Regions from separate parts of the Homo sapiens genome. Here region 2 is linked to region 1. The links are chromatin loops, found by intact Hi-C in ENCODE. Cell type or tissue: MCF 10A. All regions are shown on one strand. Each heading gives the region's core, and the rest is flanking DNA. Links, peaks and the distances in the headings are about the cores only.

What was found. Peaks named below come from ENCODE experiments on the same cell type or tissue, not always from the same donor. Only the 100,000 strongest peaks of a DNase experiment are listed, where the experiment ranks them.
Region 2: a loop joins it to region 1, with 8 times the contacts of the local background. A loop is called at or near these places in 2 of 110 quality-filtered maps.

What each region holds. Positions count from the first base shown.
Region 1 is chr19:46,219,970-46,225,350 of GRCh38, reverse strand. No RefSeq gene overlaps it. Among named protein-coding and RNA genes, the nearest start is that of IGFL1, 7.1 kb to the left of the region's middle. In MCF 10A, for the core only: no CTCF peak of the experiment used is centred there; DNase peaks (open chromatin) are centred at 1,366 and 3,140.
Region 2 is chr19:46,080,020-46,085,400 of GRCh38, reverse strand. It overlaps a transcript of IGFL2 not described here. Among named protein-coding and RNA genes, the nearest start is that of IGFL4, 42 kb to the right of the region's middle. In MCF 10A, for the core only: a CTCF peak has its summit at 3,003 (motif pointing left); DNase peaks (open chromatin) are centred at 2,970 and 4,560.

The DNA of each region.
Region 1 (5,381 bases), core at 284-5,283:
ACACACTCTTGTCAATTTTTGCTTTCCCTTTTCTTTGTGATTGTGTGTAACCCACGTGATGAAGTCACAACTATTTTTCCTAGTAGTTTCAGCCAAGGGATTTATAAACGTAGTAAGCTGGAAGGCTCTGAGTCTCACCCGTCCCTACCCTCTCCTAGCAGGTGGTTGATGCTGTTGGCAGCCTGGGCTCCTGCAGCCCTGCATGTGGCTGTGTCCTGTGTTAGGAGGGCTAAGCGGGGAAAAGGTGGGCTGTGGAGTCCAGCTTTAGAGCGTCCCCCATGCATCTGACTCTGTAGGGCACAGCTGAGAAGCAGCTTCACAGGGAAGCCCTGGGGCTGTCTGGAAGACAGGGAGGTTTGGAGACCTGCAGGCAACAAGTCTCACCAAGTCACCATGACAGGACAGACAGGTTGAGTGAGACACACCCTGAACATAGGGCTTTCATCGTCAATTCACTTTTTTCATTCATTCATTTAATACACCCTGTGCACTTCCTCTGTGCTAGTGGATTCTATGGCCACAGTTGTGACTTAGTTCCAGGTCCTGCCCTCCTGGTTTTCATAGTCCAGGGAGGACAGAGACACCTCTCCAAACAGTGATGACCCAGGATGAGCAAGGCTGGGAGCAGTGCCCAGGGCACCAGAAATGGCTTCCTGGAGGAGGGCACCAGGAGACAATCATTGGATGGCTCTGGCTTTCCCACCTTTCTTCTTGCCCAGAGTTCCCAGAATCACTGTAGAATGCACTAGAAGTGCGTGTTAGTTCATTTTCATGGTGCTATAAAGAATGACCTGAAACTGGATAATTTATAGAGGAATGAGGTTTAATTGATTCAGTTTTTCATGACTAAGGAGGTCTCAGGAAATGTACAATCATGGCAGAGGGTGAAGGGAAGGCAAGGCACATCTTCCATGATGGCAGGAGAGAAAGAGAGGGAGCAGGGAACTGCCACACACTTTTAAGCCATCAGATCTCGTGAGAACTCGACCACTATCATGAGAACAACAATAGAGAAATTGCCCCCATGATCCAGTCACCTCCCACCAGGCCCCTTCCCTGACACATGGGGATTACAATTTGAGAGAAGAGTTGTGTGGGGACACAGAGCCAAACTATATCAGAATGCACCATCCTAAGAAAGGAGGAACTGCCTGAAAGTGCCCGGGCTTCGTTTCTATTCTTCCCAGAGAATGCAACAACTTGAGCTACAGAGAAACTGCCCAGGACAGCCCTGGCCTCATTCCCATCCCTTCCAGAGGGGGTCTCCTGTAACACTAGCCCAGGACGTGTCCACCACATATAAAACCCAGAGCTCACTGCTGAGTCCTCAGCTGTGGTGCAAGTGGGGCAAGCACGGGAGACTCTATCTGCCCTGGGCCGTGCTCCTGAGCCTCGGGGGACCAGTGAGTCATGCAGCCTAGGCTTCCGCTGTCCCTCGCTGCCTGTCTGTAAGTAATTAACCTGCTTTGTCGAACTGGCTGTGGCTGTGGGTGTTCTGTTCACCACGCTCAGTGTAGTCAGAGTGCAGCCCAAGATGCGGTGGCTGAAGTGTTCAGACCCCTATTCCGGGTGGTTAGCGCAGTGGTGACCTTTGCCATCCTCCCTGCAGTGGGAGTCCTCCCTTGGGATTGGTAACTCATGAGTGCTGCAAATTTGGCAGAGTAAGGGGGGTCCAGTCTGATGAACCCATGGCTTACCAGGTGTGCTGTAATATGAAAATGTGTGTTCTTTGGCCCTCTTCCTATTATGATGCTGAACTTGGAACATCCTGAGTGACAGGAGTGTCTTTTGTTATTCCTAATGAGCCTCTTTCAGATCACACAGCATTAGCTCATGCTAAAAATATGACTTAGGGTAGGGTCTCCAGGTAGCCTCAGCATCACGGCAGTCACCAGAAGAAAGACCAAAAGATCTGAGGATTAGAGGGAAGGAACCTTCGGTGTCACCCACTAACCTCCAAGAAAGGTGATGATGGGGAGGCGATAAAGACCAAAGTATAAAAACTTTTTTTTTTTTGAGACAGAGTTTTGCTCTGTCACCCAGTCTGGAGTGCAGTGGCACGATCTTGGCTCACTGCAACCTCCCCCTCCCAGGTTCAAGCAATTCTCCCTGCCTGAGCCTCCCGAGTAGCTGGGATTACAGGTGCCTGCCACCACGCCCGGCTAATTTTTGTATTTTTTAGTAGAGATGAGGTTTCCCCATGATGGCCAGGGTGGTCTTGAACTCTTGACCTCAGGTGATCCACCCGCCTTAGCCTCCCAACGTGCTGGGATTACAGGTGTGAGCCACCATGCCCAGCCTAAAAACTCCTGAACAAGAAGAATTGAACTTCCTGGCTGCTGAACACATGGAGGTGCTGAAAGGATCTGGAGTCCAAGGAGGCCATGGAAGCTCCCACCATACCCATCGCTTCCCCTGTCCACCTCCCCTTATGAGCCTCGGTGAGAAATGGTCTTTCTTCTCAGTGCACCCGAGCTACAGGCAGGCCCTAAGCAGGAAATATAAGTGATCAGATTGTGATTCAGGAAAGTCCGTGTGTCCTTCTGTTGGGAGGAGGCTGGTTGGGAGGATTGAGATGGGAGCAGGAGACCAGGCAGGAGGCTGATGGAGCAGAAATACTCATGCAATTTCCAGAGTCCTGCAGGCCCACTCGCTCTCATGGGTGGATGAGATAAGCACTCACATCCCCGACCCCATTTCTCACTCTCACTTCTGGCCTCCCCTGTCCTGCAGCTGCAGGGTAGAGCAGTGATCTCCAACATGGGGATTGTGACACTTCTTCAGGTTGTGAACCAATTTATTTGTCACCATGGGTATCTTAGATATTAAACTAGCATCAGTAAAGAATAGAGGAATGTGCACGCTACAGTATCTTATTCGTCTGTTTAATTAAACTTTCTTTTGGGCTGTGTGTAAGCCATAAATAATGTGATATGAGCTTTTCCTAGTGAGTCACAGCCAAACAGTTACTAAACACTGGGAGGAAAAAATCCTCTGAGCACAGGTTCACCTCGTCTTTCCTAAAATCACTGGCTAGCTGCCCTGGCCTGTTGCCCCAAAAAAACAAGTTGAGAGCTCACAGCCTCAGTCCTAGGTCCTTCCTGGGGGCGCTGAGATTGGGCTTGGCATTCAGCCTGCTAAAAAGAGGGTTGAATTTAGGTCTGGAGACCAGCCAGTGCCAAGGAGAAGCACATTCCTCAGGGCAGGGTTGGGTTGGCGTCTCTGGGGAGGGAGGAGCCCAGCTGGCCGTCCTTGGCCTTGGTCCTGATCTCTCAGGGCAGCTGAGTCAGGCTGGGAAGAGAAATCAGCAGAGGGAGATGATGACAGAGCCAGGGAGTCACAGGCTGAGTGGGAGGGAGGGCAGCGGGACCAACCCGGGGCTCCGTGGATGCAAAAGCCCCTGTCTCAGCAATCCTGAGACTTTGCGGTCACACACACCTGGGTTGGAACCTTTTCTTTACATTTTCTCAAAGGGTTAGATAAGCTATTTTCTAGCAGCCCTTTCATCTCCCTGTATGGCAAGAACATTCAGTTTTGGAGATTATCAGCTTTCCAGTCCTTAGTCACATCCACTGCACATCTGGGCAGAGCATGTGCTCCCTCTCTGCACAGCAGAAAGACATTCGAACCCCTCAAAACCCAGCCCACATGCAGCAACCCTCACCATGGGCCCATGCACAAAAAATAGGCAAAGCCACCTGCCTAAGTGCCCACTTGCTTCACACTGGACCAAGCCTGAATCCTTCTTCTTGGGGAGTGCTGACACTGGGTTCTATTTTGGTTATAAAATTTATTTTATATCCATGAGCAACTGTGTGTCATTTCTCCTGAAATCGATTACAATTCCAAGGTGGGGAATTTTCCCAGCAAGCAGCAGGGGCCACTAAAACCCCATATCAAAATTCCCAAAGAAGCAGCCTGTGTCTGTCCCCCATCCCAGAGCTGCCCACTCTGGGTTGTCACTGTCCAGGGACAGTGGGCCTGAAACTCTTTGAGGACAGGAAGCCGGGCTGCACCACTCACTGCCATGTCCCTAGTTATTGGGGACCCCATCTCTTTCCAGGGTCACAGGACTCTCATGGCTTCCTTGGAAATAAGAGTAAACTCCAACTCCCATTGGTCACATTTTGTCACCCTAGTTTCCTCTATGTAAGAAAGAACCTGGCATGAGGGCCCCCTGCAGCTCATAGACACCATCTGGACGGGACTCAGGCACTCCTGTTCCAGCCCAGAATCCCCCTCAGTCCTGAGCTGAGCCCCTCCAGAAAGGCAAGCAGCCCCTGATCCCAGATGCCCCAGGCTGGCCTCAGGAAAGACTTTCCCACAACCCCAGGTGCTGCTGGGGAACCTGAGCTTCTGGAACGTGGCACACAGGAGAGCATTGGGATTTCATCCTGTCGTGGGCTTGCCCTCTGGAATAAGTGCAGAAGAGATTGAATCATTATCCTGGTGACACCTGGGTGTGATTTCCACCTGGCCTCAAGGAGTCTCTCCCAGATGACAGGCAGGAATTTGGTGGAATTTCAGATGTTCAAAAAGAATATTAGGAACGCAGATGTCACTGAGGGAGAGGGTTGGGCCTCACTAGTGCCTGAACGCCCATCCTCTGATATCCACCTGGGTGGGTGGAGTGCTCTGTGTTCCACCTGCACACTTCACGCACATAGGCTGGTCCCTGCTACCTGCAAAAAGAACTTAGGTCCCAGCCCCTGAAAGAACTGTAACACGAACAGGGCTGAAACATGACCTCCCACTCTGCACATTACCAGTAACAAGAAGCAGAGAAAAGCTGCAGCTTTTTGAGGACTGGAGACCTAGGGGTTTGTCAAGCTAGGCTGTGACACCCTCTTTGGGGCTCTGTGGTTCTTGGTGTCTCCAAGCTTCCAGGCACTGCCATGTTCCCCTTGTCCAGATGTACCACATGCAGCTTCTGCTGCAGGCACCTGCATCTGGGCCAGCCACGGCCTTGCATGGAGATGGCATCTATGCCAGCTCATGGAGCTGCCCACTCCACCAAAGCAGCCAGAGTGCTTGGCTGTGCACAGTGGCCAGACCTCATGCTCGCTTGCTGACACACCGCTCACCACTCCATGCCCGGCTTGCCTGTGGTGGGTGTGGGATCTGACGTGGTAGTGTGGTCTGAGTGCAGCCAGGCCGAGTGGGTGGAACAAGCCCAACAGGCAGGAGCAATACTCAAGGAGCCTCAGGACCATGCGACAGCCCTGAGTCTGCTGAAGTGCTAAATCTGAAAAATCCCTCAAAGGCCAGTTCTTTAGGTTTCACAGTAGTGACGTGATCTACAGAGACAGTGTTGGGGAAGTGGCTGGCAGTGTCTTTTGCCTTTCCCTCAAGATGAAACCAAAGATTTTCTTCTTTTTTTT
Region 2 (5,381 bases), core at 132-5,131, 140 kb after region 1:
AAAAAGAAGGGCATTACATAATGATAGAGGGTCAGATTCAACAAGAAGACTTAACTATATGAAATACACATGCACCCAACACTACAGTCTGGAGTCAAGAGAGACTATTTTGGAGCTTTAAGTTTTTTTGTTTTGTTTTGTTTTCTTTTGGTGTTTTTTGTTTTCCTTTTTTTTTGAGCTGGAGTCTCACTCTGTTGCCCAGGCTGGAGTGCAGTGGCGCAATCTCGGCTCACTGCAGGAGCTTTAAGTTTTAATGACTGCCCTGCTGGGTTTCAAACTTGCATTGGGGCCTGTAGCCCCTTTCTTTTGGTCAACTTCTCCCTTTTGGAGAGCGACCCAATAGCTGTACTCCCATGGTATGTTGGCAGTAAATAACTTGTTTTGATTTTACGGGCTCATAGGTGGAAGGAATTCATGTCCAGATGAGACTTGAGACTTTTGACTGAGTTGATGCCGGAATGAGTAAAGACTTTTCAGGACTGTTGGGAAGGCATGGTTGTATTTTGCAACGTGAAAAGGACACGAGATGTGGAGACAGGGGTGGAATGATATGGTCTGGATCTTTGTATTCCCACCAAATCTCATGTTGAAATGTAATACCCAGTGTTGGAGGGGGCACCAGTGGGAAGTGCTTGTATCATGGGGACATATCCCTCATGAATGGCTTAGTGCCATCCCTTGGTGATAAGTTCTTGTAAGATCTGGTTTTTTAAAAGTGTGTGACACCTCCCACACACACTCTCTCTCTAGCTTCTGCTCCCACTGTGCCTTCTGCCATGATTGTAAGCTTCCTGAGGCCTCCTCAGAAGCAGATGTTGGCACCATGCTTCCTGTACAGCTTGCATAATTGTGAGTCAATGAAAGCTCTTTTTTTATATAAATTATCCAGTCTCAGCTATTTCTTTATGGCAATGTAGGAATGGCCTAACATATTAATATATCTGAAGAGAGAGACAGATGCAGTAATAGTAAAGAGAGAGAGCAATGCAGTAATAGTAGGGGACTTCAACACCCCACTTTCAGCAATGGACAGATCAACCAGACAAAACAAAATCAATAAAGAAACATCAGATTCAAACTATACTCTAGACCAAATGAACTTAATAGATTTATACAAAACAGTTCATCCAACAGCTGCAGAATACACATTCTTCTCAACTGCACATGAGCATTCTCCAGGATATATCATATGTATGCCACAAAACAAGTCTTAACAAATTTAAGAAGACTGAAATCATATCAAGTATCTTTTCTAACTCAATGGTATAATACTAGAAATCCGTAACAGGAGGAACTTCAGAAACAGTACAAAGACATGGGAATTAAACAACATGTTCCTGACCAATCATTGGGTCAGTGAAGAAATTAAAAGGGAAATTTAAAAATTTCTTGAGACAAACAAAATGGAAACACAACATACCAAAATCTGTAGGAAAAAGCAAAAGCAGGTCTAAGAGGGAAGTTTATAGCAGTAAATGCCCACCATTGCACAAAACTGGTAGCACCAGAATACCCTTACATAATTGACTATTCCCAAACAACCGAGGATCAGAGGACTTTGTTCCAGGGCCTACCCCAGAAGCCAAGTCAACCACTGTCAATGCGCAAAATCTCTAATCACTACCTCTTCCAACTTACTCTCCTCTCAACTTTCTGTGGCTAAGGTCCTTCCCTTTCTCTCCTCCCACTCTTTGTGACTCTTCTGTCCTCTCTGTCACTGTCTCTTTCTGTCTCCTTGTCTCTCTCTCCTTTCAGTCTATACATATGGCTGAAAATAATAATTCAAATAATAAAGTAATATATTTTCTTGAAAAATGTTGTGTATGTTCAGAAATAGAGATTATACAGCCATGGTTGGTATTCTCTCATCGCACCTCCTCTCCTCCCCAAAGTAACTGTGTTTACAACATAGTGTCTGAATTTTTCTATATTCTACACATTTGCATACATATTAATATAAATGTACACACGTACCACACTTTAGTCTTTATGGGATAATGTTATACACACCCCTTTAAATCCCTAAGAGCACATATCCATTTCTTACAGCTGCCTAGATTTCCATTTTGTGAATAAGTTTCAGTAATTTATTTCATTAGTCTTCTGTTGAAAACGATTTAAGTTGTTCCCAACTTTTCACCATTGCTCTAAAATATCACAAAAAAATAGTCTTATACGTATGTCTTTGTGCACTGCATCCAGTCAGTAACAGCCCTGGAAGTAGAAATTCTAAAGCAAATTGTTTATGATGCACTCAGTTATATGTTAAGGAAAAACTAATTGAAAACTAAAACAATAAACAAATTATCTTATGTAACAAGAATTATGAGCTACCGTGCGTCCAGGGTTTCAGTTCTAGGAATTTAAACACATAGGACAGTTGCCAATAAAATGCACTGAATCCAAATGCCCCAAAAGAGAAAATGTCATGTTTATCGGAGGTTTTCTTTCTGGAGATGTCACCCATGGTTATGTAATTGTGCAAGTCCTTCTTAGCCATCCCACACCCAGGGGAAAATTACCACCTACTAAGAGGACAAAAGAGATTCCTATGCAGTTTGTCAAGGAGAGCTACCCATATGACTAACTGACTACATCAGAGAGTTACATCTATAGGCTCATCAGCTGTCCCACATTTTGTCAAAATAACGTTCCTATCAAAAATGAAGACACGACTTCAGCCCAGAAGATCAAGGCTGCAGTGAGCCATGACTGCACCACTGCGCTCCAGCTGCGTGACAGAGTGGAGTGTCTTCAAAAAAAAAAAAAAATGGAGACACAGTTAACAGTTCAGGGAGCCAGAAGTCCCTGCTTCTACCCTCTCTCTTACAGGGCGGCTTGATCCCACTTATCTTGGTTGTGTACAATATGCCTGTCTGTATCAGCTCCGCATTTCTCCTCAATGTGTCTTCCCTCTCTTCAGTGGCACACAAGCAAGTTCAGAGGTTTAGTATGCACTGAACTAGGAAACCAGCCAAGTTTACCTCCACCCTGTGGGGATCAAGAGAATTACAGTCTCTCTAAAGAGAAACACCTTGCCCCAAAAGGCTACCCTCTTTTGCCTTCCAGTTCTCCCCTTATACTTGTAGACAGTTAAACTTCTCTCCCACCTAGGAACCCAGGAGAGTTTAACTGTCTTAATAATGATAGTAGTAATAGTAAATACATCTTCATGGACCCAGGTATGGGGAAACAGAAAAGGAAAGTAACAGTAATTTGAACTGAAGAGAAGATGGTGTGAAAACTAGACTCCTGAAAGCATGACTGGCCTGCTAACCAAGGACATGAATAGTACTAACAAGGAATTTCCTCATTAAAGAGTGAAAGAATGAAACAGCCAATGTAGAAGTGTATACTCTGCTAAAATAGCCTTCAAAATGAAAGTGAGGATTCTCCCATTTCTAGCCATGATGGTGTTAACTGAAACTAGACTAGCTCTCTTGACATTAACAACTATAAAACTGCACACAGAATAAAGTATATGAAGCCACTGTGTTTAGGTACCAGACAACAGGTAGCACAAGACTGCAATTCCACAAGGGATGGACATTTACAGGGTGAGCCCTTAGATAAACAAGTTGTCAAAGAACAATTTCCCAAGTGCAATGCAGATAGCTGGGATCTGAGCACAGGACAGCAGTTCTGCAGCACTGAGGGCATTCAGGGCAGCTGGTGAGCCTGGAGTCTCTGAGGTATGGTATCAAAGAAGAACTGTGCAGAGGTAAGCACCACATGTCCTTGTGGAGTCTTCCCCAAATTCCTGGCTGAGGGCTAGGCTGCATATACACAGACAAGACTATCTGTCTGATAAGACAAGGCTTATCAGACAGGTAAGGCTTAAGGAAGAACTATCCTAGAATAGAGGAGAGTAAGGAAACACAATAACGAATTGCAACACTGAATTCTGGATTGCATCCTAGACCAGAAAGCGGACACGAGTGGGACAACTGATGAAACTCAAATAAGGTCTGCAGATCAGTTAATAGTATTATGTCAGTATTAGTTTTCTGGTTTCAATAATTTTATTAAGGCTATGCAACATTAGAGGAAGCTGAGTGAAAAAGACAAATTCACCATACTGTTTTTGCAACTTCTTTGTAAGTCTAAAATTATTTTAAAGTAATAAGTTAGACAATATTTTAAATGTTACATATAAAAACGCAATCACGATAATGAACACTTCCTAAAGATGCAATCAGGGTGCCTTCACATGCTCCCTCACACCTGAAATAAGCGTTATGTATCTAAGGCTCCCCTGACCTTTGGTGTGGCCTGGTTTAGCCAGTCCAAACCAGATGCAGATAGTTGTGTGGGAAGCCTGGCGACACAGACAGTTGCACTATCACCCACAAGATAACTGGCCAATTGTGGGCTGGGTTTAAAAGGTGGGCTGATGATCCCCAGTGCGTGATGAGCATGGCAGTAAAAGCACAGGGAGATCAGGTTCCCGTCCATCAATGGGAAGCCTGCGCTACAGTGTCCACCTGGACAGGAAGTGATGGACACAGTCCTGAAAGCACAGCAGGCACTGCTCCCACTCACCAATGGGCAGCCTGCCCGGAGAGTCAGCCCTGGACATCAAGGCTGGAATTCCCTTTCTGGCTCAGCAAAATTACCACAGACCAAACCACAGACACCACAGAACTCCTTTTCCTAGTCAACACTGTCTGACTCTTTCCTGACAGAAGTCTGAAACCAAGACCACCAACAGGGACAGGGCCACACATCTCAACACTGACACCACACCCCCTTGACACTCACAATGCTTAAGTCCTGAATCAGAAGATCTCAACCTCTTTTTGGAAAGTTATTTCTTTAACTCATGATTTACACAGATACAAAGACTTGGTCAGAAGGACCAAAATACTTTCTGAAATTAGAAACAAAATTATTATAACATTCAAATAGAATCATTCCCATGAACAAGCCATGACTCACAGAATTTAATTACTAAGTAGCTGTCGTTTTCACACCTCTTTCCTTTTAAATTTATTCTTTTTTTTATTTTAAAAAATAAATAGAGATGGGATCTCCCTAAGTTGACTCGCTATGTTGATGAGAATGGTCTCAAACTCCTGGCCTCAAGTGATTCTCCCATCTTGGCCTCCCAAAGTGCTGGAATTACAGGCAGGAGCCACGGCTCGCAGCTTAAATGTATTCTGCAGTGCTAGTTCTTCCCCTGCCCCAGGATAAAAGTTAGGTCAAATCCCATTAATTTTTTGGTCATTTTATTTAATAAATATCTGCCCGTGACTCATTTAAAATGGCTTTAAGTATGTAAAAGTGAAAACGACAATCTTTATTTAAACTTACATTTTCACTGTCTCTTCCAGCTCTGACCTGCAGTCAGGTGGTAGCCTGAACTCGAGGAAGGGATGTGG